Regions from separate parts of the Homo sapiens genome. Here regions 1, 2, 3, 4 and 5 are each linked to region 6. A link is a contact called in ENCODE Hi-C or POLR2A ChIA-PET data. All regions are on one chromosome and are shown on one strand. Each heading gives the region's core, a stretch centred on a gene start or an enhancer-like site at or near the end of the contact. The rest is flanking DNA. Distances are from core to core; before and after follow the strand shown. Region 1 overlaps MAML2 (mastermind like transcriptional coactivator 2). Region 2 holds the start of MTMR2 (myotubularin related protein 2). Region 3 overlaps MAML2 (mastermind like transcriptional coactivator 2). Region 4 overlaps MAML2 (mastermind like transcriptional coactivator 2). Region 5 overlaps PIWIL4 (piwi like RNA-mediated gene silencing 4). Region 6 holds the start of SESN3 (sestrin 3).

Region 1 (3,960 bases), core at 708-3,207, 780 kb after region 6:
TATACACTGTGACTATTTCTAAGAAAACTGGATTACTATTTAGAGATTTATATAAAAAACTGATTTTCCTGTGTGGGAAGATTTAGAGCAAATCTACTAGAAGATACAGGGGCAGATTGGCCATTCCCCAGTCCCTTCCTACTTTTATATGTAGGGGACACTTAACAAGAGACAGGTCCTTGGGTTAGACAGAATCACTTCTGGGATCAAGTGGAACATTCATAGTTACCTGTAGACCAGGTAGGGGCATAGGATGCTGACAGAGGCTACATTTTAGATTTCTTGAGGTACAAACAGTCCCTACTCAACTTCCCTGATTACAATGTAGATGAGTTAAGAATAGTGGCGAATGAAAAAAGAGAGAACAATAGAGACACATAGTATTTTGAACCAAAAAGTTATATACAGATGTAAAACACAAGAAAAGTTGCTTCATGCAGACACATCAAAAAACTATAGCAGATTGCATTTGTTAGAAAGAGAGAGAAAGAGAGACAGAGAAATATTTTTGCCTGGGGATAGTAAGCATAATCTGAGAATATCACTAACAGTTTTAGTTGTTCTATATTAGTACTTTCATATAAGTATATATTTTAAAAGTAATTTCATGATGATGCAATTATGTTTAGAAGAAATTCAGAGTTTTATAAGGTCACTTTAATCCAGAAAAATATTCTTTAAAGTTTAAAAATACTGTTTTTTTCCTCCTTTAAAATGTTCCATTGATATTTTATTGCAGTAAAATATTCAAAAATGGTTATGCTTACTATTTCTCATCAGTCAGAATGGCTCTTATTAAAAAGTCAAAATATAATACATGTTGATGAGGTTGCAGAGAAAAGGGAATGCTTATGCACTGCTGGTGGGAATTGTAGTTCAGCCACTGTGGAAAGCAGTTTGGAGATTTCTCAAGGAACTAAAAATAGAACTACCATTTGACCCAGCAATTCTATTACTGAGTATCTACCTTAAAGGAAAATAAGTCATTCTACCAAAAAGCCACCTGCACTTATATGTTCATTGCAACACTGTTTACAAAAGCAAAGACATGGAACCAACCAAGGTATCTACCAATGTTGAATTAGTAAGAAAATATGGTACATATACACCATGAAATACTACATAGCCATAAAAAAGAATTAAATCACGTCCTTTTGTAGCAACATGGATGCAGCTGGAGGCCATTCTTGTAAGTGAATGAACACAGAAAGAAAAACCAAATACCATATGTTCTCACTTATAAGTGAGAGCTAAACATTGAGTACACATGGACATAAAGCTGGGAACAACAGACACTGGGGACTCCAAAAGGGGGAGGGTGGGAGAGAGGCTGGGGCAGACAAAGTACCCATTGGGTACTATGTTCACTATTTGGGTGACGGGATCAATAGAAGCCCAAACCTCATCATCATGCAATATAACCATGGAGCAAATCTGCACATGTACCCCTTGAATCTAAAAACAAGCAAACAAAAAAATGGTTATATAAAAGTCTGCAAGCTGTAATCAATGACAGAATAAATGGAATTTTTTTTCTTAGCCTTTAGGAAAATGCCAAGACATATTCCCACCTCTCACATGAGTTGGTGGTTTAAGAATTTGGTTTGCAAAACACAATTTAATATTTTATTTATAGAAGTCAAGAGAAATGGTAACAATTTAAAATTTTGATTCTTGAATATCTGTGCTTGTTAAAAAGAAAAGGTGTGTGGGTGTGTTGAAGGGTTTTTATTCCATTACTACCATAAAATCTACTTTTATTTACGTCTTTTAGAATCAAACTTTTAAAACATTTGCTAAAATTTCATAAATCTCATATGCCAAAATTCAGCTGAGCCAAACTCTTAGTTACCTGTTCTCCGTTTTTGAGCTGCAGTAGCATTTGGTAAACAGAATGCCCAGAACCTCCTCTGAAAGCACCACTAGCAGGCACTGTGAGAGCATTTTCATTCAAGTTCATTCGACTTGGGCAAAAAGAGAACAGCGGCTTACATCAACTGAGGATCAGTGAACACAATCTCATAGCAACAGACACCAAAACAGTCCCTCATTACAAGCCTTGTCCAACAATCAAGTCTTTAACGAGAACAAAGGTTGACAGTGATTAATCATTAAGCGGTTCCCTGTTCCTTGCTGCACGTGTTCACAGCAGCCTCCTACAGAGGCAGTCTGGCATATTTCCTGTCTCTGTGCTCCACTGTGCCATGTCTGAAGGGACGCCCAGGCAGCCTTCTCACTATTTTAATTTCAAATGCTACAAACATCTACAGAGTCTCTATGTGCACATGTCTTGACTTTTATTCTGAGCCTGGCAGACTCTGAATGGATATAGGGAGTATGAACATAATAAGCCGTTAACTCCACATCTGCTTACTAGATTATGTTCAAAGACAGTATAAGAAATTGATTAAACACTGTTTTCTAGAATAAACCTTTGAAATCTGTTTGTTTCCTTAAGCAACACAATGATAAGTTGCTATAATTTAGTTGTGCAGTGAACAGAAGATACCTTCACTACTGTTTCTACATAAAAATAGCTTCTGTGTTGTCAAAGCACCATGCTTTGACAAGCAACAAAAACATTTTCAGAAACCTCTTTCAAATAATTCTGTTTCACAAGGCAACAGAATTATAAAGTCAACTAATGCTGCCACCATTTTATTCAATGTTCCCTTTTCCTGTGTCTTTTTTATGACCTGTCTGGGCATTATCTATCTTAGTTGGTCATGCAATAGCATATGTATTCACCTTAACAGACTAACTTGGAGGGTTTTTATTTTCTCTCTTTCAACATGTACATTTCACTGATGACCATGTTGCCTGTAAACTGCTAGGAGCTCAGGTGAAAAGAGAGAGTTATGAGATACAGATTTCTGAGAGGTGAGGGGCAAGGGTTAATTGAAATTTTTAAAATGATCAAGGGAAGTAGGTTATGTATCAACAAACATATTGTTTTTCCAATAACAAATGTCACATTTAAGAACAACAAAATGAGATAACCCTAAGCATTCTTTGTATCTATTCACTTCTCTCTTCAAAGTAATCAGAATTAAGTAATGTGAGGTCTCCAGTAGCTCATGTAGTAGATTATAACTAGTCCATCTACAATATAAAAGCTAAAGTATAAAATCCAACCACAAAGTGATACAGGACTGCTAGGAAGGGAAGAGTGTGGTCCCTTTAAATGACATGGAATGGGGGAAGCAAAGTACTGGGTAGAGAAAGGCAGGTCCCTGGCAAGGGCTCCACTCCAACGACCTAGGTGAGGACAGGCACTTCCTGCCCAAATGTTGCATTTCCCAAGACCACCTGGGCCTGCCACAACCCCATCCTGGGCCTATAAAAACCCCAGACCCTAGCAGTAGACACAAAGGCAGCCAGACGTCGAGAGGAGCACACTGGCAGAGGAGCACACGCACAAGCACTGGCGCCTGCAGGCCGTCAGCAGGACACTGGCGGGACGAGGTGGGGCTGTTGGAGGAGAGCCAGGGCCACCGAGCAGCCCACCTCCAGGGAAAGAGCATCTTCCTTCTGGTTCCTCCATCTGCTGAGAGCTACTTCCACTAAATAAAACTTTGCATTCTTTCTTCAAGCCCACGTGTGATCTGATTCTTCCTGTACACCAAGGCAGGAACCCAGGATACAGAAAGCCCTCTGTCCTTGTGATAAGGAAGGGGATCTAATTGAGCTGGTTAACACAAGCCACCTATAGACAGCAAACTAAGAGAGCACGCTGTAACACATGCCCACTGGGGCTTCAGGAGCCGTAAACATTCACCCCTAGACATGGCCGTGGGGTCGCAGCCCCACAGCCTGCCTGTATGTATGCTCCCTTAGAGGTTTGATCAGCGGGGCACTGATGAAGCGAGCCACTTCCCCATCTCACACCCTGCGAGGGGGACAAGGGAATCTTTCTTGTCTCAAAAGTATAAAATATGCAATTCTCCCAGTATACTCAGC
Region 2 (4,106 bases), core at 1,171-3,670, 690 kb after region 6:
ATACAGTAGACATTAAGTAAATGTTACTTTTCTACCTTCCAGAGGAGAGTAATGAAAGCTGGCATTCTCTTATGGAAAATAGGAATCATACTTATATTTTTGTCCAGAGAGGATTAGGCTAATCTACTATATCACAATTCTCTCGAGGAGTACTTAATTTTCTCAAATTTGTCAGTAACATAATTTTTTATAGAGAAGTTCATATACATATATAATCTTTATACTTGCTGGGCTTTCTGTTTTAGGAAATAAATATGTTCAAGTGGCACCGTTAGGTATATTAGTTTGTAATAATAAAGGACACTTATTTCGTGTAATTGCAAAAATCCAAAACAAAGGTTATTTGCAAAGGAATTATCTTTAAAATTAATATCAATGCATTCATCTTAGTATTGTCATTAAAATTTTAAAAATGACAATGTTAGAGTTCCAAGGGACCTTACAGATTTTCTAGATCAAGCTTCTTATTTTAAAAGATGAGAAAACTGTAGACTAGAAAGTCTAAATGAAAAGACCAAAGAGCTAGCTCAGCCAGAGACTTCAGCATGGGAGCTTCCTAACTTCCAGTACTTCCTTCTTTCTAACATACTGTGCTGCTTCATGTGGTTCTAACTTCTCTGCCTTGGATGAGAGTACTGGTTGCCTCTTATGCTATTCTGAGGCATAGTTGTCATTTGTAACTTTCCCATAAAATTCGAATTTTCCAACCTGTTTTCTGAATGAATTACACAACTGAACATGTTAATCCTCAGCTTTCCAAATTTCAAAGCAATAAATACAGAATTCAAAAAATACTTGATTCAAACGTGCAATATATATAATCAAACTGCAAAGAAAAATCCTCCTTTCCTGGATAATTCAGGCTACAAATTCGAAAAAAAAAAAACCATTTAGTGAGCACCTATCACATGCTGAGACTATGTTAAGTGCTGGAGATATGAAGATGATTAAGATTGCCCTCAAGTATAATAGCTTATAACCTGGTAGAAAAGGCACTTTAAGCCAACAATTATAGTGTGCTTATTAAAGACTCTGAAAAACGACTGTGCAGGGAGCTATGAGTGCATATGGCAATGTAGAATGACGGGATCAGACAGTGGTTCCCCAGTGAGGTGCTGAACATCAACAGGAAAAAAGGCAATAACTACCCATATTTAGCAGAATCCAAAATGAATTATAATAGAGCCACTTCAACTGATTGAAGGAGAAAATGAAAATTGTGTGTTTTCACACAGCAGTTATCGAATCACTCTCTAATAACAATTAGACTATTATTCAGTGGAAAAGAACCAGATTTCATCGTGGCTGCATAAAAAGCAAATACAGGTCTTATATTATTTTTTAAAAAATTTTTAAATCATTATTTTAAAATCAAAGAAAAAGACTGCATCCAAAACGCGTCTAGTTAATATTCATAAAAGCTCTCTGCAAAGCTGCATAAAGTCCTCCTCAAAATTCCAGGATAAAATTCCCATCTGTTACAAGAGAAATGACAACGTGGAGAACCAGTAGCCCAAGAAGGAAGAAAACTACCACTCATTTTGTTTTCTTAAACCTATCACTGGGGATAAAAACCACTCAGATTCCTTGATACTGACTTTCAGCTGGAAGATTTAGAAAAGAGAAGCACAGGAGACATTTTTATTTACATATTTAAGCAAAAAGGGAGGCGAGAAGAAAATCAGAGTGTAGAGAAAAGCATGAAAGAAATTAAGAAGGTGAAGCCATGAAAAGAGAGAAAAGGGCTGGGCAAGAACCCAAAAACCAAAGACATAAGAAGGGGTGGAGGAGGAAAGACTGACTTTAGGATGGTTTTGGAAAAAGTGACAGAGAAAGACAGGAAATGTGGGGAAAAGAATGGGGGCGGGGGGAACTGTCTTAAAAAAGGTTTGAGAGGGAATGAAAGACAGGAGAAAGTAATTAACTGGGACCACCTCCATCGGGGAGAAAACGAGATCGGAATATGAAAGGTAGAGGAATCGATAAAGAAGCAGCGAGTTTTAACCTCCTTTTCCTCAGCCTCCACGCCCCAGGGAGGGAGGCAGAAGTGGTTCCCAAGTCCCGGGGAAGGAATTCCGGCGTAGCCTTCAGAAACCAGAATCCGCGAATTGGGGCAACAATCCAGCAGGTCCCCGGCCCCTCTCCATCCCCTTCGGACGCTGGGCGGGGCCCTGGGCGTCCTGGTTACCTGGACAAGGAGTCCACGCTGGGCGGCCGAGCCGCCGCCGGCTGGGAGCCAAGACTCTCGCAGCTCGAGCTCTTCTCCATCGCGCGGCAGGGGCAGCACAGGGAAAGGCTGAAGCAGTCTTCGCGGCTACAGGGCGGGAGAAGCGGAGGGCGGAGTGCTACGGACCGGGGCCGCAGTCAGGCCAGCGCCGGCCCGGGAGGGAGACCGGAAGCGGCCATGTTCCCCCAGAGTGCACCGCGCCTGTAGGCTGCTGGGCAGCGGGAAGACCCCACTGCGCAGCTCAGACGCCGGCATCGACTCTCCGTGCTGGCTGTGTCCGGCCGCGCGACATCTGGTCTTGGGGAAAGGGAGGTGGCGGCTCCCAGGGTGAGGGGGTCTGGTGAAGCGGGAGGGATGAAGGACCAGACCCTTATGGAAGGAGGAGAAATCCTAGGTGTAAGAGGAATGAGGGAACACTAAACATGAGGGTCTCAGGAAGGCGATAAGGACCTGAGGCCAGGAGGATGATTTAGACAGGAATGTGGGGGTCAAGGAAAACAAGAGGACCGGATAATGAGAGAAAAGTGAGAAAGAGGTATGGGAGAGGGATTGGGGAGGATCTGATATACATGCAAAAAGAATTATATACTACTGGATGCGGTGGTGTTGGATTACCCAAGTAGAAGACAAACTTTCACCGATTTTTCCCTGCCCTTTCAAATTCCCGTGCCTAGCAGGAAGGGAGTGTGGAGGAATAGAACTGTGATAAGAGAACAGGAACTGGGTAAAGGGGAAATGCTTCTGCTAGGATTTTTCTGTTAGGATACAGGAAAGCCATAAGGACACCATAAAGGGATTTTTCTGATTGAGATTGAATCCTAATCATCTCATGTATGGGGTGTAAAATTATGCAAAGATTATTCCTGTAAAAAAAAAATCAGACCATCCTTAAAAAACTTCCTTGCTAGGATAAATTGAATTATATTGATTTAAACTAGATTTAATTTATAATGTACAACTGATGTCTTTTAAAAAACCTTATAGTTGCAGTGCAGTATTAACTTGCAAGTACATTCCCAAGAAGAACAACCTAGCTTAGTTATGTTCAGTGTAAGGTAGAATAGTTACTGATGAGTATGTGTTTAAGCACAAAAGGCTTAGCCTTTTTTGAGTTTGGCGAGGACAGACAGCGACCGATTGTTTTTATTTCCATAATTTTTAAGATACCTTAACTGGACTCTGTAGGCAAAGGGAGTAGGTAGTCAAAAACATTTTTTAACAAGCTTAAATATCTATCATGACTCATAGAAGAATTTCCTTATTTCTTCACCATCTCTACCTGCCTTCCAAAATGCTGACTCACTGTCAGCTACTTTGACTTAAATTTCCTTAGTGAAGGCTGATGAACCCTTGAATGGGAGACCTATGTACTTTCTTCCACCCAGTTCATTCGTAGCACTTTGTTAATAGAACCCTCGAAACCTTCTGCCTGATGTAACAATATGTGTATGGTTCTATCTAGTGATTAATAAAGAACAGTGTAGTAAAAGTGTAGAGACTTTGGAACCAGACAGATCTTCATCGGAATCCCGGTTCTGTCTCTACACTTGCTCTGTGCTGTGGTTAAGTTGTTTCACATCTCTAAAATGGGAATAAAATGGGAATAAAAATATCTACGTAATAGGTTGTTTTTCTCTGTGCAGAGTCGGTTGCACAGTACGGTCTCACTAAGTAGATTTATTATTACTTGTTTTTCCACTGAACTTACTGCTTGACTTCTAACCTGACTGGTAAAATGGTAACTTCTCAGAGTGAAAACACAAGCAAAGAATATCAGCTGGAAATTAATTAGTGAACTCTAATTAATTAATGAACTCTAAGAAAATGAAAAAACATGGTTAACTTGGGACCTCACCAAAAGTTATTAATTTTTCAATTT
Region 3 (3,777 bases), core at 752-3,251, 820 kb after region 6:
ACCATCCATCCGTCCAATATTTATTTAGAATCTACAATGTGGTAAGAATTGTGGCAGATAAAACATATATTCAAGGTCCTTTCTCTCAATTAGTCCTCACATTCTATGGAAGGAAAAGAGGTATATATTGATCATTAGTAATACCAGTAATACTAATATCCAATATTTATTAAATACCAGATACTTTGTTAAACCCTTTACATTTAATCTTTAGTTTGACCCTTTCATTTAATCCTTAATAAGAATTCTGTGAAGTATGTATTATTCTACCTACTAATAATACTAATGTGTATTATTCTACACATTTTATAGACAATAAATTTGAGGCATGCAGAAGCTGCCTCAAGGTCACACCCCTAGCATGGCATCTGAGCTCAGGCAGTCTGATTCTAGATCTCATGCCCTCAACTAGTGTGTTATTTAGTGTGATGTGCAACTAAATAGAGGTTCACATCAAGGACTTCATTCAACAGTTTTCTATGCAGGGTCTTCTGCCTCCACTTTCCCATCTCCTCAAATGCCTGAAAGCCCACCAGTTAAAATTAATTTGCGTTAACAAGCAACCATTCAGGAGGCATCAGGAGAACCAGGGAGATAGGCAAAGAGCAGAAAAAGGGCAAACTTTACCTGGATTTAATTGTCTATCAGTTTTATGCCTCCCTGTCTCCAGAGATGGCTTAAACTACTCTCTGACCCAACTTGACCAGCTTCCTTGTCCAGTTCTGAAGGGCCTGGCTCACAATTAGGCAGAAGTGAGCATTGTGGCATTGTATGTCTTCAAGGATTCCGTTTAGAAACTAGACTATGAGATGAAATGAAACAATGCATGTAAAGTGACCACAACTGTACCTGTCATGTCTTAAACACTCTATAAGTCATAGCTATTATTATTCTTTCTTCCTGTATTGCTTGCAAAATGCTACAAACTATCAGAAAGTCAGACCTCTCAGTGGCTTTAGCACCTAGTATTATTTTCAGTCATATACATTCTTTGCATGTCTGTCAGGAACATATTTGTTAAGTGCTTGTTGGGTGAACCAAGGTAGTGACTACAGAAAGTACAGGGAGCCATATTAATCAATATCCATATGATACATTTAGGAACACATACTAGGAAATTTGAAAATGCATTAAGAACCCTTACCATGAGGCATCTACCACATGGAAATTGTCAGGTCTCCAGTTCTTACTCCCCAGAAAGGGGACTGTTTTGACTACAGAGAAAATTTGCTATTATTAATGCTTATCAAGCTAAGTTCATACAGAAATAAGTAAGAGAGTCAGGAGCCACTCTCCTCTTTGTCACACTCCTTGGACTTAACGACACCACTCTGCTTCTGCCCAGTTTTTAGTAAACATGGCCTTCACCATCAGCCAACCTTAGTTCCAAACACTTCTCAGGAGAAACCTTAATGATAGGCTGTGGTTCCTTTTTATCCACCAGAGCTGTCTTGTCTGATATCACATTGATGCCCTGTGTCAATGCCATTTGGATCTTTCCTGTGTATAGAGTCTTAGACCAATTTTCCATTTTGTGAGTTTCCTTCTGCTCCTAACAAAGAACAGAGAAATGCTCTCCACATTCTGCTTCCAGAGCTGCTCAAGTCTCTCTGAAGATTCAGTACCTAGTCTAGGTTTCTTTTGCTGGGGGTTAGATTCTGAAACATTGAGTTCCCTGGCTTCTTTGCCTAGAATGAAGCCTAGAGCCAGAAACGATCTAAGGCAAAGATCTCAGAAGAAGGTCCCACCTCAGGTGATGAGCCTTGCCTGGCCTGAAGTCTAGGGTGAGACTTAAGTGCTGGACTGTCAGCATAGCTTACATTTCACAGAACAAACCAGAACTCCATTCAGCACTCCACTTACTTCATCTGGCAAACATTATGAAGCAGGTACTGTACTAAGTTTGGGGAACAGAAAGTTGGCAAAGACAAGGTGTCTTCCCTTGAGAAATTCAAAGTCATTAATTGTTCATGTAACACAGAATACATTCATGAGTTCATTTTTTTAGAAAAAGGAATATTGATTCTCAAACTCTCATAGAGAAATGTTCACTACTTCCTCTAGCCTGGAGTCCTAAAATGTCTGACTCAATGAAGAAAAATGCCAACTGCCACTAGAGCCTACTCAAATGAAAACTCTGTAGCAGAATGATCTTGATTATCTCAGAAATCCCTGACAGAAATGGAAGCAATATAAATAAACACAAAAGAAAATAGAGGTACTGTAACACAACTATAAATTGCTCTTCTCCCCGACTTTCTTCCAATCATCCAGGGCAAAAGAAGGAAGTTGGTCTTTGTGGCAGAGAATAGACCAGCAGCTGTTCTCTATCCTGCCAAGAGGGGAGAGACTTATTATAAACAATAGCCAACAATATGTCCTTTGGGACGGGAAACTCAGCCAATTTGGAGGGGGCCAGTCTGGAAGAGAGAAGGAGGGTTAATGGGATGGGGGGGTGACCAACATAACAGAGGATGAATTAGGAGAAAACACTATCAAATTTTCCTGTGTACTTATGTTTCTATTACCTCATTAGGGTGATTACATAATGTGACTCCATTTATAAACTAAGAGGGAAGGAAGGGGCGACATTCTCCTTAGCGGTGGCTGATGTGAGACATTAACATACCAATAAGTCATGTGGGCAAACAGTTAACATGTTTGGGAACATCTTTCCTTTCTCTCTTCATCTGTTTGGTATTTTGTCTGCTCCTTCCCTCCTTTCAGCCATATATGTGTATCTGTGACTCAGAAATGGAAATGGAGCTGACAACTTGGGTGCCGCCATTTTGAGAGCTCTTCATGTAAGAAATATATGGAGTTTGTTTTACTGTTTTATATTCCATTGGGAGAAAAAAAAATGAACAATCTTACTTACATGTATTACTATGCATGGGTCCCTTGCCCATTCCTCTCTGCAAAATCCCCAGAGGAGTTCTTAGCCAGGTGCAGATTGGAATTTTAAAGGTTCTTATTTCTTAGGACATTTTTCTACATGTGGAGAAATGCCATTCTTTTCACAGACTAACTTGTCAGTGTCCTGATTCTAAGTAGTAACTCTAGACGGGGATATTTTAGGGGAATGCTGTTTATGGATATACTATTAATTTGTGCCTTAACTTTTTAAATAGCTCACTAGGACAGTAAAATTCACTGAGTGATATTTAACAAATGAGGAAAATGGGTTTCAAAAATGTGAAACAACCTGTTCTGATAGTTAGAGAAGGAGGCCAGACTGCGATCCTGTAACAACAGCAGTTATACAGAACATGACTGTAATAAACAATTTCTAAGGGAGGTTGGACAGTTTAAGGAGGGGTTCCTTTATCCATGGGTTCTTCCAATGAGGGAGCAGTGTGGGAGTGTGACGGTGTTAAGTAGGACCAATTCTATTTAAAAGGGTCCCTCAGAGAGAGAGAAAAAAAGAATTAACTATTTAGCCTGTATTTGTCTTACATATGGTTTTAATTTGATATACTTACCCTTTGTTCCCATATAACCATATTAACCCTTCCCCATTTTGTTATATTACTTCTGGTTTTAATTTTGGGGGCTTCCAAAGGCATTTTTGCAGTTATCATTTCTCAGAAGATGTGCACTGATTCTGTTTGTTCTTATGATGGCAAACTAAATAAAGAGTTTGAGGATCTGCATTACACATGAACAGGAAGGGATTTCTTTATTCAGATTAGAAAAAAATAAATTTTAAATATTTCTATTGTAGACAGTATAGTAGGGAGATTTCACTCTACCTGGGGCCTGGGAAGTAGTATTTAC
Region 4 (3,986 bases), core at 913-3,412, 850 kb after region 6:
AGAGTGGCTAACTGCTTGCATGCAGTCACCCAGCTAGTCAGTTCCACTGATGCCGTGTGGCTTTCGATAAGCTCAGATTCTCAAAATACAGCAGGTGTGTGAAGGACAGTATATGCTGTACCTAACAAGTTCAAAGAGTTACCCAGAAACTATTGTCATGTTGTTTTCTGTTTATCAAACTCTTATTTGCAGTCTTTTTGGTCACATGAGAGTTTCATCAGATATCTGCAAGATGTAATTTCTCTCCCAAAACCCCAAGGAAATGCTATCAAAAGATTCATGTCTTCAATAGATTCTATTCTTGGAGAGGTTAATATGGAGGAAAGATCCATGGTCAGTCCACATTTTGTGCAGATGACGATGGCGGCGCAAAGCCACCTGAAGTCATTCACCTTTGCAACTGCATTTGGATTCTATATTGTCTGCATCAGGCATGGAGACGCCCACCGGCTGCTGTGAGAGGAATAAAAGGAGTACTGACAAACGTCATCATACAAAAAAGGTTTCAAATCATTTTTGACACCAGAATAAAAGTTAGATTCCTGTGTCTGTCTGAGATTTCGAGTTATCTTTCTAAATGGCTCTCTAATCGCATCAGCAAACCCTCAGGGAAGAGCCTTCACTTCCTTTCTGTTGTCTGTTAAGCCAAGCACACCCAGAGTGGTCAATAAATAATACTGTGGGAGTACTGGAGGGCAGGGAGTGGTGTTGCATATTTTGCTTTTGATTTTTCCTCTGGAAAAAAAGATGAATTAAGTGACAGAGTGGCAAAAGGAGTAGGCAACAAAGAAACATAGCCGGAAACTTGAGCGTGACTCTTAATTTCACTCTTTTTAGAGCTTTAATGCAAATCCAATTATGTATTTGCTTTCAGTTCTGAAGGTGAGAAATTCGAGGTTAGACATCACAAAGCTAATACATAGATTCCCTAGAGAGGATATTGATAATATTTCATGTTTTCCTCCTGACATAATATTCCCCCAAGTGAAATCCATTGCCTATTATTATTGATACTGTGCTATCCTGGTAGCAAACTTGAAATGTAAGGAAATAGGATTCTGTTCATTATTTCTTACCAGTAAAATTAATGAATCAGAGAAGAAGCTAATGTAGGTCTGTTTTATCACTAAGGTGCTCAGAAGTTCAACCTTCCTTTTGTTCTCCTTTAGAGAAGCTGTACTTACAAGCATTGCAAAGTCTGACAAATTGTATGGTGTCTATTATTATCTGTCTGTCTCCTTCCCAGACAGGGCAGGGATTCTATCTTCTCTATTTTCATACCCTCCAAGACCTAACACAAGCCAATAATATTCCATCAACCATCGAACACATATTTAAGTGCCTACAGAGTGCTAGGGAGTGTGCTGGGTGCTGGGGACTGAAAGAGGGAAGACAGATAATTCTGGAAGGTATAATGTAAAAGAAGAGAAGAGCTGAGCTAGGGGAAGTCGGGTGGGGGTGGATTTGTCTGAGTGGCTTCCCAAAGGAAGTGATGTTTAAGGGGAAACCTGACTGATGAATAGGAGTTTCCCCAAGTTCTCTTTTTCTTTGTCTTTTCAGGTTACTGGAAAAGCTAGTGAGGTTTGTGGCTGGTATCATACTGTTTAATGTGTCATCTGCTACCATGGTCAATGTGACTCTTACTAATCGGCATTCAGATAGCGCCTTGCATATTGATTGTATGCTAATACATTTGAGCCAGTTGGCCTTGCTATGTGACATTCTCATGCTTCCCCAAACGTGAACACTGAAGTGAACCTTGGGTGGCCCTGCTTTGTGGATCACATATCTCCCACATCTCTACTTTCAGAATAAATTTGTTAATACATTCTCCTCTCTCCTGCAAGGCCTAGATAGAAGAAACTCTTAATTTAAAATATTACAACAGAAAGTTATTCTGCCTTTTGCCAAGAGGTGTGATCCTCATAGTCGTTTGAAATATCATCAAGCTGAGTCTCACAGATGCTCAGGGGTGAAAGAAATATGTGTAAAACCTGGAGGTATGAATGGTGTGCATCATGTATTGTATGCATGAGCAGAAACACCAGCCTTGGAGAGAAACACCAGCTTTGGAGAGACACACCAACCTTGGAGAGACACACCAGCTCCCCTCTTACTCTGTTTACTGTTTTCTTTCTGTGAAATTTAAAATTGATTCCATGTGTACTATAATGCAAGCAATGGGGCAAGGCTGCTCTCTTTTGTCTCTCTCTCTCTCTCACACACACACACACACACACACACACACACACACACACACAGCCCTTCAGAGCTGCCTGCTTAACTTCTCACAGCAACTTCCTCCACTCGGATGGGCTGTGGTCCCTGAGGGAAGCCTCGGCATCTGAATTTGGCAGGGAATCCCATTCCCATGGAAGTCAGGGCTGCCCTCACTCCCAAGGAACAGCCTGGGGAGGTTCTCACACATTTGCCTCTGGCTTCACTACAGAATATGTACACTCAAAGGGGACAATAGAGGGGTCTCCCACACCCCACAACTCATGCAGACCCACAGACAGTTGGGAACGTCTTGCTCTGAATATGAGGAAAATGAGATCTATGTGAATCTTCACCAGGCCACAGCTCATACTTCTTGCTGCTGTCTATAAATGAATGTTAGCAGCACTTTACATATCAAAATTGTCCAAGTGGGACCTGACCTTTGGGCCTTTGGATCCATGTTGCATTCATAGCCATTTAGATCTGACCCCATTTCAAGTGTTCAGAAAAATGAGAAACAATTTTACAATAGCAAAATTGGGCCCTCCAACCCTTCCCCACAAAATTGAATGAAATACAAGGAGGAAAAACAAATGGAGATATTTGTGAGAATGACTGACTTCCTTCTGCAAACAGAAATGGGCAAGTTATCAGAGTTAAAATTGCCTTATAAAGTATCTTTATACAGCAGAAGAGATCATCAGAAATGCATTTTTTGGCTCAAATTTCCTTTTATTTCTCCCTTGGGATCTCTCTTTCTGACTTTTTACCCCAACTCTCTCTCTCTTTTTTTTTTTTTTTTTTTTAAAGACAGTCTCGCTCTGTCACCCAGGCTGGAGTGCAGTGGTGCGATCTAGGCTCACTGCAACCTCTGCCTTCTGGGTTCAAGTGATTTTCCTGCCCCAGCCTCCCAAGCAGTTGGGACTACAGGCATACGCCACCATGCCCAGCTAATTTTTGTATTTTTGGTAGAGACAGGGTTTCACTATGTTGGCCAGGCTGGTCTTGAACTCCTGACCTCAAGTCATCCACCCGCCTCAGCCTCCCAAAGTACTGGGATTACAGGCATGAGCCACCGCAACTGGCCTACCCCATCTTTTTTACTCTCTTTCTGGCTTTGCCAATGTAGGCAGTTTCAATTTCATTATATATGTGGGTCGAAACTTTATTTTAGGAATAATCTTGGATGTAAGACTACTACTGCTTTTTCAGAAGCAAACCATTTTGTGGACTGTACTCAGAAATGCAAAACACAGCCTCATCCACTGAGTCCTGCCTCCCAGGTCTGATGTGGAGTCCACAGTACAGGATGGGGAAGACTCTGGGTGTGGCTGCAGCGGTGGTGGGCCCTGCCTTGCCTGGTGCTCTTTTTATAGGCTATAGAAATACAACTGATGACTCAAAACTATTATATCTTGATAAATGAAATAAACAAAATTCAGTCCCTAACACTGGTGTGGATGGGCATTTGGGCAGTACCTACACTGTAAATGTCCATGCTATAAAGAACCCCTGGGAATGAAGAGCTCTGTGCTCCCTCCCAGGTGTTCTTCTGGCCAGTCTCCTTTTCTGTCTTCCCCTGGTCTGAAGGATTGTTCCTCTCTTCTATGAGAGTGCAGCTGAAAATGCTCATAGTCTCTCCATTTCGAACCTGGAGCCAGGCTGAGGTGGATGCCCCTTCTCTGTGGTTTCCATAGCAAAGTGCTCTGTGCACATCTGGGACTTACATTTCTCTCTTGTCCTGCAATTTTCCATTTCACTAAATA
Region 5 (3,650 bases), core at 940-3,439, 630 kb before region 6:
ACACATCCTCTACAATTTGTGCAGTTAATGCAATTATCACAAGGTCCTGAGGCGACATGCATCCTCCTCGGCTTACGAGATGAAAGGATTAAGAGATTAAAGTAAAGACAGGCATAAGAAATCACAAAGGTATTGATTGAGGAAGTGATAAGTGTCCATGAAATCTTCACAATTTATGTTTAAACACTGCAGTAAAGACAGGCATAAGAAATTATAAAAGTATTAATTTGAGGAACTAATAAATGTCCATGAAATCTTCACAATCCATGTTCTTCTGCCATGGCTTCAGCCAGTCCCTCCGTTTGGGGTCCCTGACTTCTTGCAACACTTAACTGTTCTGTAGGGTGTGTTAGTTTTATTATGATGACCTAGAGTATTGATAATCAGCATTCTCTGAGATATTTAGATGCTTAAAGTAAAAGATAAAATGATACAGGCTGTTTGCCTGAGTCATTCATAATAAAGGCATAGATACTCAGAGCTGGAAGGGAACCTCAGAGATCTTTGAATCAGACACCATTCTCTGTGCACCGCAGAGAATCATGAGGTTAAAGGGACCTCCAAGGGCCACCAGTGCCTGGAAGACCTGGGATGACGCCCAGATGCTTCCACTCCCAGAAAGCACATGTATTCTGTTCGGATGTGCAGTGCCTGCATCTGTGTTTTAAGACTGAATAGCAAACTGTGTTAAACAGTTATAACAAAAGTTGGCCATCTTCACACTGTCTTTATTTAGCTGCTCTCTGAATAAATTTGTTCAATCCTTTCATGATCATTATTTTTCTCAGTGTCAACCTGTGTCTGCTGCTGACTGGTCCAAGGATATTCGAACTTGCAAGATTTTAAATGCACAGTCTTTGAATACCTGGTTGATTTTATGTAGCGACAGAACTGAATATGTTGCCGAGAGCTTTCTGAACTGCTTGAGAAGAGTTGCAGGTTCCATGGGATTTAATGTGGACTACCCCAAAATGTGAGAATACATTGAATTTTGTTCATATATTAATTTGGTTTGGTTAGAAGGTAGGGAATAATGGCAGATGTATCAACAAAAGCTTCTTTATCCCAGTAGTTTCCTAATGTAAAGTGCCAAGAAAGTAGTCATAAGTAGATAGATTTTGTAATGACTAAACTTTTATAAAGTTAGAATATATTTTATGTTGGCCTTTGTAAAACTTGTACCCAGTTCTTAAGCAGTAGTGTCATTACCTGAAAATCTTTCCAGTACCAGTTGGGATATAAATCTTTAATAAGTCCATATATTGTCTTCTCAACTGTTTTTCCTTCTTTCAGATCAGTTTTTCATATCAGTTATTTACTTAATAGGAAATGGATATTAAAAAACAGAAGTTGCATGTCCTGACTTTTACTTGATTTTATGCTTTAAAATTTAATATGAAAATAGATCTCAAATAAGCTTTTCTGATTCTGTTACTGTAGCATACTATTAGTCATTCAGAGAGTTTTCTGATAAGACTAAGGTCAACCATTTATTCTTAGAATGTTTATTGAGTACTAATATGTGTAGATACTATGCCAGTTGCTGGGAATGAGAAAGATAAATAAATAGTTTTTCATTGAGTAAGAGATACATATACAATCACACTGAAAATAAATACTGTTTTGCTTTAGAAAAGCCATAAAGTTGGTCATGCCTCATTTTACTGAAACTGATATGCTTAGAAAAGAGGAACAGATACTTTTCTTTGTTATAATGGAGTTATTCTTTAAACACATAGTTACTAATTAATTGCATCAGCAGCACAAGTATTAATCCCAAAGTCTCATTTAACACCATTGTTTAGAACTCTCCTCTTATCAAATCTGTTAATAAATAGCCTGGATTGAGTTTCACCCGCTCTACTTTCTCTAAACCCATGAGCTAATAAAGCAGGAAATGATTATGAAAGAAGCCACAGTCCGCAGATCCTGGGCTGACATCACAGGCTCTTTCTCATGTGAATTCTGGAACAAGCCCATTGCTATGTTCTGTCCTTGGCCTGTTTTATTTGAAAGCTCGTATTTTATTTCAACCTTCTTTTTTCCATGAAGTATCCATTTACCTGTTAGATTTATATGCATAGCTTCTGTCTTCTAAAACATTCACCTGATGATTTTAGGAGTGGACTGTAAGTGCAGCAGAGTCAGAGTGCGAGAGTTTGAATTGGATGAGTCAGGACCATCTAGTTGCTGAGACGGTTCGGCCAGCCAGTCACATAGGTCTGTTAGTATCTGCAGTCATGGGGTTGATGGTCCTGTCACCTGCTGGGCGAGTTTTAAAAAGCCGCTGGGCATTGGGACAGTTCACTTATATACACATAAAAGAGGCTGATTCTACATAAAGAAACTAGTTTTACAAATTCCTATGTGTGTGAGAATTACTTTTGGAGCTGCTGGCCCCTAACATAATGTAAGCACAGAACAGATAATTGTTAAGTACTTGTGCGCTGATTAAGGCTAGACATTCCAGGCTCCAGACAAGCAACCACTAAGGAAAATAAAGATATTTTTGTCTAAATCATGCAAATTAGCTGAATATCTTGGTCTCATTAACCTGATGTTTTCTGAAACATTCATTTTTAGATTCCTATAGCAATTCACTCTTACAGAAATCTTAATCCTGGTTGAGCTTGAACACTCTTTCAGACATTTGATACTGTGAGACTTGGGATTTCAAAAGTTCACTTTCAACCCCATTTTGAACAACAGAATTATTGATTATAGGGATTCTGGACAATTGAGAAGATCTGATTTTCTACCAAACCATTTTTTACACTGTAAAAATTATTGCGAAATGTTTTTGTCATATTTTGTAGTTTAAGAAACAATTTTAGACTCAAAAGGTTATTTTCTCTAATAATTTTTCCTAAAACTACTAGTTTGTTATGAAAATTTATTTGTATTATTTCTAATGCCATATAAGTATGTGCTACTAAGAAGGAAGTTACATAGCTTCAAAATTAATCTTTTTATGTAGCATAAAAGTACAAGAAAATCCAGCTGCATTTGTTAGAGCTATACAGCAATATGTTGATCCTGATGTTCAGCTGGTAAGTACAGGATACTTTTTGAACTCCTTTAATCTATAATTTTAGTTCTGCTTTATATCTACAGTCTGAACATACCCTCCCATGATATATTTGCAAATTGCCATGCATTTCTCCAAAGCACCGAAGAAAATATTAATCTTAGTATTTTAATCAATATTTTATTTCCTTTCCACATTTCTAATATTAATTTTAAAATACAGTACTTCTTGTTACCCCTATAACAGCCATTGGTGTCTGCATATTTTGCAACTCATTGGGGTCATCTTTTCCTTAAGATTTAAGATAAACTGACTCCCACCTCATCACATAAATGTTGGTATCCAGTGTTCCCTATATTTCAGGGGATTCTTGGAGGGTTAGGTTTTTCCAAGTGACCTATGGCCCCAAATTCCTGCTTCCTGTGAATTCTTGCCACCTTCTGTGCATTTCAGAGAGGACCACTTCCTCCGGTGCTGCATCACCTGGTGGGACATCCACAGTTGCCTCATTTCCCAAAGGGCATGTGTGTGTAGCTGACTTTGCAGACTGTTTGGGGCCAAGGCATGATTACATCACATCCCAACATTCCAGAAAAATTAGAATTGACATCCCTGTTCTTAA
Region 6 (3,594 bases), core at 1,095-3,594:
GATGTTCTTTCTAGGTAAACAGAAATAGTTTCCTAAAAGCTAAAGGAAAGATGTAATATCTTAAATGCTAGCAAAGTGTCATGGATCCATAGCCATAGCTCTCTCAAAAGAAAAATGAAATACATTTTGAAGCCTAATATTACCTCCAAACATTTTATTAGCCTAACAAATTGCCAGAGCCATTAAAAAATTTTTTTATCAAAGTCAATACAGTGCTCTTTTTCCTTATTCAATTAAAAAGCATAACTTGCTGTCATTTTAACCAGGCTGCACTTTAATCAAACATGTCTTAAATGACACATTTTTTCATGTCAAAGACATAACATAAATTTAAAAATTAAGAAATAAATTTTTTTGAAAGCTAAGTTCAGATGACATCTGGCCCTGCAGTGAAAGAGTTAACATCCAACTAAGCTGATCTGCACTTCTGATCCATTACATTTCTCACAAGCTACCCTACAATGAGCTGAGCAAGTATCAACTGTAATTTGATCCTAGAGTTTATGGAAAAAAATAACTGCACATACTCAACATGCACATTTAATAAAAATCTGTTTCAAGAGAAACATATCCAATAAACACAATTTAAGGCATATTTAACTGTTCAATTAACCTCAAATCTGCAATCCCTTTGCTCTCACGCTCTCAAATAAAATAGGAAGAAAAAAAAAAGCAGCAGCCCTACTGCAGGGAAAAGAGGCTTGAAAAACAACTTTGATTGGCACTTGGCCTGACCCACAGAGGAAGAAAAACAGTTTTTGGACAAAGAGCGCAAATATTTGAGCTTGCTTACTTATGTGCTTTTTTCTTTCTTCCTTTTTTAAAAAAAAATGTAGAAAGAACAATCCCAAAGTGAACCGTATTTAGAGATGTTGACTAAAAACGGTACCATATTCATCTCCGCTTTCAGTCCCGATGCATTTGCACAGCTCAGCAATTTTAATTCATTTGTAGTGAACAAACAGAAGCATCTCACCTAACGTTTCCACTTAATAAAATGTAAAAATAGAGTTTGAATACGAATAAACTGATTATAATATTACTTTGGGGCAGCTGTTAAAATCTGATCAAAAAGTCTAGAGACCTTTTTTTCATTCCCTTCCCCATCCCTCTCGCCCTTCCCCGCGGGGCGATTAAGCCAAGTAAGCTAAACAATACTGGAGTAAACTTTCTATCAGTCACTCTAGGAAGCAGCAATAAACTGATGGTGCGCCTCATTTTTCTGGATCAACACGGGGGCAGGGGGGTGCTAAGGAGGAATAACCCACATCCACCTCAGTCTTCTCCTCCCCCAACCCCAGCCTCAGGAACTGGCCAGGTCGAATTGCATTTCCCATGGGCATAAAGTTCAAGATGCTTTACTGGTTCCTTTCGAGACTGAACTACAGACACAGGACTACCATCCAAACAATTTGAAAACGGGGGTTGTTGAGCAAGGCGCGCAAGGCAGAAGCAACCGAATAAACAAAAACAACACTCGCAAGAGTTAGCCACAGCAAAGAGGGGCCAGGTTCCTCGGGATCCGACCCAGCTGCTCTGATTTCACACCGACCTCCATCAACAGCTAAACTGCACAGGGAGGAGGATCGAACGGATCCCTCCCGCCCTCCGCCCAAGGAGCCGACCCGGGGTAGCAAGGTAGGGAAATGAGCCGTAAAGGAGAGCAAAGGCACCAAATAAAAGGAACAAGGGAAGAAAAAATATCCCAACCCCTCCAGACTTGGGTCTGTCCCGGCGGAAATAAAAAGCCGCAGTAGTCCAAACCCTCCTGCCCTCAACCCACGCCCCCTTTCTCAGTCCCTGCGGAGGGACGGTGCCCGGGGATCCCTCTCAGCCTCCCCCAGTGCGCGCCCGGGGACGAGCCGCCCGAGCCCCGGCCGGCAGGAAGCGACCCTCGCCGGCAGGACCCCGGGCCGAACCCGTACCTTCCGCAGCACTTTCCGGCAGTTGGTACAGAGCAGGTAGTTGGCGGCGGCCGACGGGCTGCCGCCGCCCCGGTTCATCGTGGCTGCGGGCGCCGAGGCGAGAGCGGGCGGAGGGCCGGGTCCGGGCTGTCACTGCGGCCACTGCAGGGCCGGTCCGTCCCCCCGCCGCCAGCCGCGATTCCGCCTCAGCCTCCTCAAGGCGGGATGTCGGGAGGAGAGGCGACTGCCTGAAAGCTAGCGGCACTGCCAGAGGCGACCACCGCGGCAGCTGCCCCAGCGACGGCGGAGACGGCGGCGGCTGCTCCTCACCGGCCCGTTGTTCCACCCGCCCCCATCTTCCAGACCCCCGCCCCCGCCAGGCTAGGACGAGCAGCCGCCACCGCTGCCACCGCCACCACCGCCGCCGCAGCGCCTCAGTGCGGCCCCGCCTCCGCCGCCCCACCACCTTCACCACCTCCACGCTCCGGTACCGCCCCTCCCGCCAATCGGACAGCTCCGGCTACGCCCCCAGGGCGCTAGCCCGCAGCCAATGAGCAACGAGAGCCCGACTGGGAGTCGCGCCGGCCAATCGCAGGGGCCGAGGAAGCCTTGAATCTCCGGGCAAGTTAAGTTTATCTCCGAGGCTCGGAACTGAAGGGAGGTGGCGGTTAGCTAAGTAGTAGGGTAGCAGGGAACAGTTTGCTCTCCTCTGCCAATAAGAGGACGAGGGTGTGTCATATGCAAATATACTGCCCTCCAAGCCCCACCCCCAAGATAAGCTACGCCCCCTTCTCTAGGTCCCTGCAGAAGTGGTGAGGAGAATGAGATAAATAGTTGGGAGCTAGAGCTCGCTAGAGAGTCTAAGATTGAGCTAAATATTTCCTGATCTCTCGAGAAAGGGGGAGGGGAGTGGGAGGATTAAATGTTCCTTCCTTCAGGGCAGTGGTTAGGCTTTCTCTCCACCAAAATCTAACTTTAGCTGTAAAGAAGACTGCAGTTATGTAGTACTTTGTATCCAGGGATCTCAAAGAACTTTACGCATCATTTATTGTGAACCTTGTTTTGCAAAGATTTCAGTTACTTGAGGCTTGGGAGGCGGATAGGGGATAAATGTCTGAGTTATATATATATTTACGCAAGTAATCGAGTTTGAGGGGAGAGACACAAAACCTCTGGTTTAGCGGTTTCCTCTTGTTTGTGAAGCACCTTCTAGCAGTTATCTTAGAGATGTAAGTTCATTTACTTGTCCAGCACTAAAAGGCCAAAGGGGCTTGTTTTCTCACCCAAAAGACCTTCCTGAGGCAGCTGTTCGGATACATGCAGAGCACAGCGCCCTGCTCAGAAAGGAAGGTTCAGAGAACAAATTGTCGTTTAAAACTATTGGGACAAACCTACCTCTTCTAAAGCTTAAAATGGTAAGTCAGGGTTTTAGCGTCCACGTTCTGCGGAGAGAAGGCAGACTTGACTGGGGAAAGCGCAGGCTGACCGAGTGTGGCGGGACAGACGGGTAGGGGAGCCAGGTCTCCCGAAGGGGCTAGCAATGCGCGTCCGAGTCGAATGCGGGTTCCCGATGCTAGACGCCCGCAACCTGCTCCCGAGTGAGAACAAAGGCCGGCGCAGAGCGAGAACCTGATTGGTGCCCGGTCCTCACTCGTGTCCTCCGGGCCCCAGAGATAACTTGCATCGCCTA

Evidence for each region. Hi-C counts contacts between places; a loop is a spot of excess contacts on that map. ChIA-PET counts read pairs that join two places held with the same protein, here RNA polymerase II (POLR2A). Pooled maps may share reads with other maps.
Region 1: a pooled map shows a loop between it and region 6 (3-fold over the local background). The contact joins the enhancer-like site here to the promoter of SESN3 in region 6. A Hi-C loop is called at or near these places in 2 of 37 single-sample maps with no recorded cell type and 8 of 50 pooled maps. POLR2A ChIA-PET finds 5 or more read pairs at or near these places in 1 of 52 experiments (OCI-LY7).
Region 2: a pooled map shows a loop between it and region 6 (13-fold over the local background). The contact joins the promoter of MTMR2 here to the promoter of SESN3 in region 6. A Hi-C loop is called at or near these places in 2 of 37 single-sample maps with no recorded cell type and 11 of 50 pooled maps. POLR2A ChIA-PET finds 5 or more read pairs at or near these places in 2 of 52 experiments (Caco-2 and MCF 10A).
Region 3: a loop to region 6 is called in a pooled map, with 4 times the contacts of the local background. The contact joins the enhancer-like site here to the promoter of SESN3 in region 6. A Hi-C loop is called at or near these places in 6 of 50 pooled maps. POLR2A ChIA-PET finds 5 or more read pairs at or near these places in 2 of 52 experiments (GM12878 and OCI-LY7).
Region 4: a pooled map shows a loop between it and region 6 (4-fold over the local background). The contact joins the enhancer-like site here to the promoter of SESN3 in region 6. A Hi-C loop is called at or near these places in 5 of 50 pooled maps. POLR2A ChIA-PET finds 5 or more read pairs at or near these places in 2 of 52 experiments (OCI-LY7 and activated CD4-positive, alpha-beta T cell).
Region 5: a map with no recorded cell type shows a loop between it and region 6 (9-fold over the local background). The contact joins the enhancer-like site here to the promoter of SESN3 in region 6. A Hi-C loop is called at or near these places in 4 of 37 single-sample maps with no recorded cell type and 3 of 50 pooled maps.

The regions. Positions count from the first base shown.
Region 1 is chr11:96,010,259-96,014,218 of GRCh38, forward strand. All of the region lies in intron 2 of MAML2 (mastermind like transcriptional coactivator 2), which reads right to left. Among named protein-coding and RNA genes, the nearest start is that of MTMR2, 88 kb to the left of the region's middle. RefSeq lists an enhancer at 1,779-2,382. Within about 2 kb of position 1,958, at least 17 of the 41 ENCODE cell types and tissues checked have a DNase peak (open chromatin) inside an H3K27ac peak, as active enhancers do; they include OCI-LY7, where a contact is called at or near this core.
Region 2 is chr11:95,921,687-95,925,792 of GRCh38, forward strand. It overlaps MTMR2 (myotubularin related protein 2), which reads right to left and starts at 2,421. Exons shown (of 15, transcript NM_016156.6): 1 at 2,189-2,421. The coding sequence starts at 2,268. RefSeq lists enhancers at 2,399-2,448, 2,509-2,638.
Region 3 is chr11:96,051,175-96,054,951 of GRCh38, forward strand. The region is part of intron 2 of MAML2 (mastermind like transcriptional coactivator 2); the gene reads right to left. Among named protein-coding and RNA genes, the nearest start is that of MTMR2, 130 kb to the left of the region's middle. Within about 2 kb of position 2,002, at least 2 of the 41 ENCODE cell types and tissues checked have a DNase peak (open chromatin) inside an H3K27ac peak, as active enhancers do; they include GM12878, where a contact is called at or near this core.
Region 4 is chr11:96,074,214-96,078,199 of GRCh38, forward strand. The region is part of intron 2 of MAML2 (mastermind like transcriptional coactivator 2); the gene reads right to left. Among named protein-coding and RNA genes, the nearest start is that of MTMR2, 150 kb to the left of the region's middle. RefSeq lists a silencer at 1,662-1,721. Within about 2 kb of position 2,163, at least 8 of the 41 ENCODE cell types and tissues checked have a DNase peak (open chromatin) inside an H3K27ac peak, as active enhancers do.
Region 5 is chr11:94,601,007-94,604,656 of GRCh38, forward strand. It overlaps PIWIL4 (piwi like RNA-mediated gene silencing 4), which reads left to right. Exons shown (of 20, transcript NM_152431.3): 12 at 789-973; 13 at 2,978-3,050. The region is part of intron 4 of PIWIL4-AS1 (PIWIL4 antisense RNA 1); the gene reads right to left. Among named protein-coding and RNA genes, the nearest start is that of LINC02700, 35 kb to the right of the region's middle. RefSeq lists an enhancer at 1,901-2,120. Within about 2 kb of position 2,190, at least 11 of the 41 ENCODE cell types and tissues checked have a DNase peak (open chromatin) inside an H3K27ac peak, as active enhancers do.
Region 6 is chr11:95,228,858-95,232,451 of GRCh38, forward strand. SESN3 (sestrin 3) reads right to left here and starts at 2,345. Exons shown (of 10, transcript NM_144665.4): 1 at 1,926-2,345. The coding sequence starts at 2,003. It overlaps LOC100129203 (a long non-coding RNA gene), which reads left to right and starts at 1,329. Exons shown (of 6, transcript NR_110295.2): 1 at 1,329-1,638; 2 at 2,268-2,716; 3 at 3,195-3,319. RefSeq lists silencers at 1,899-2,208, 2,219-2,368 and enhancers at 2,724-3,363, 3,364-3,594.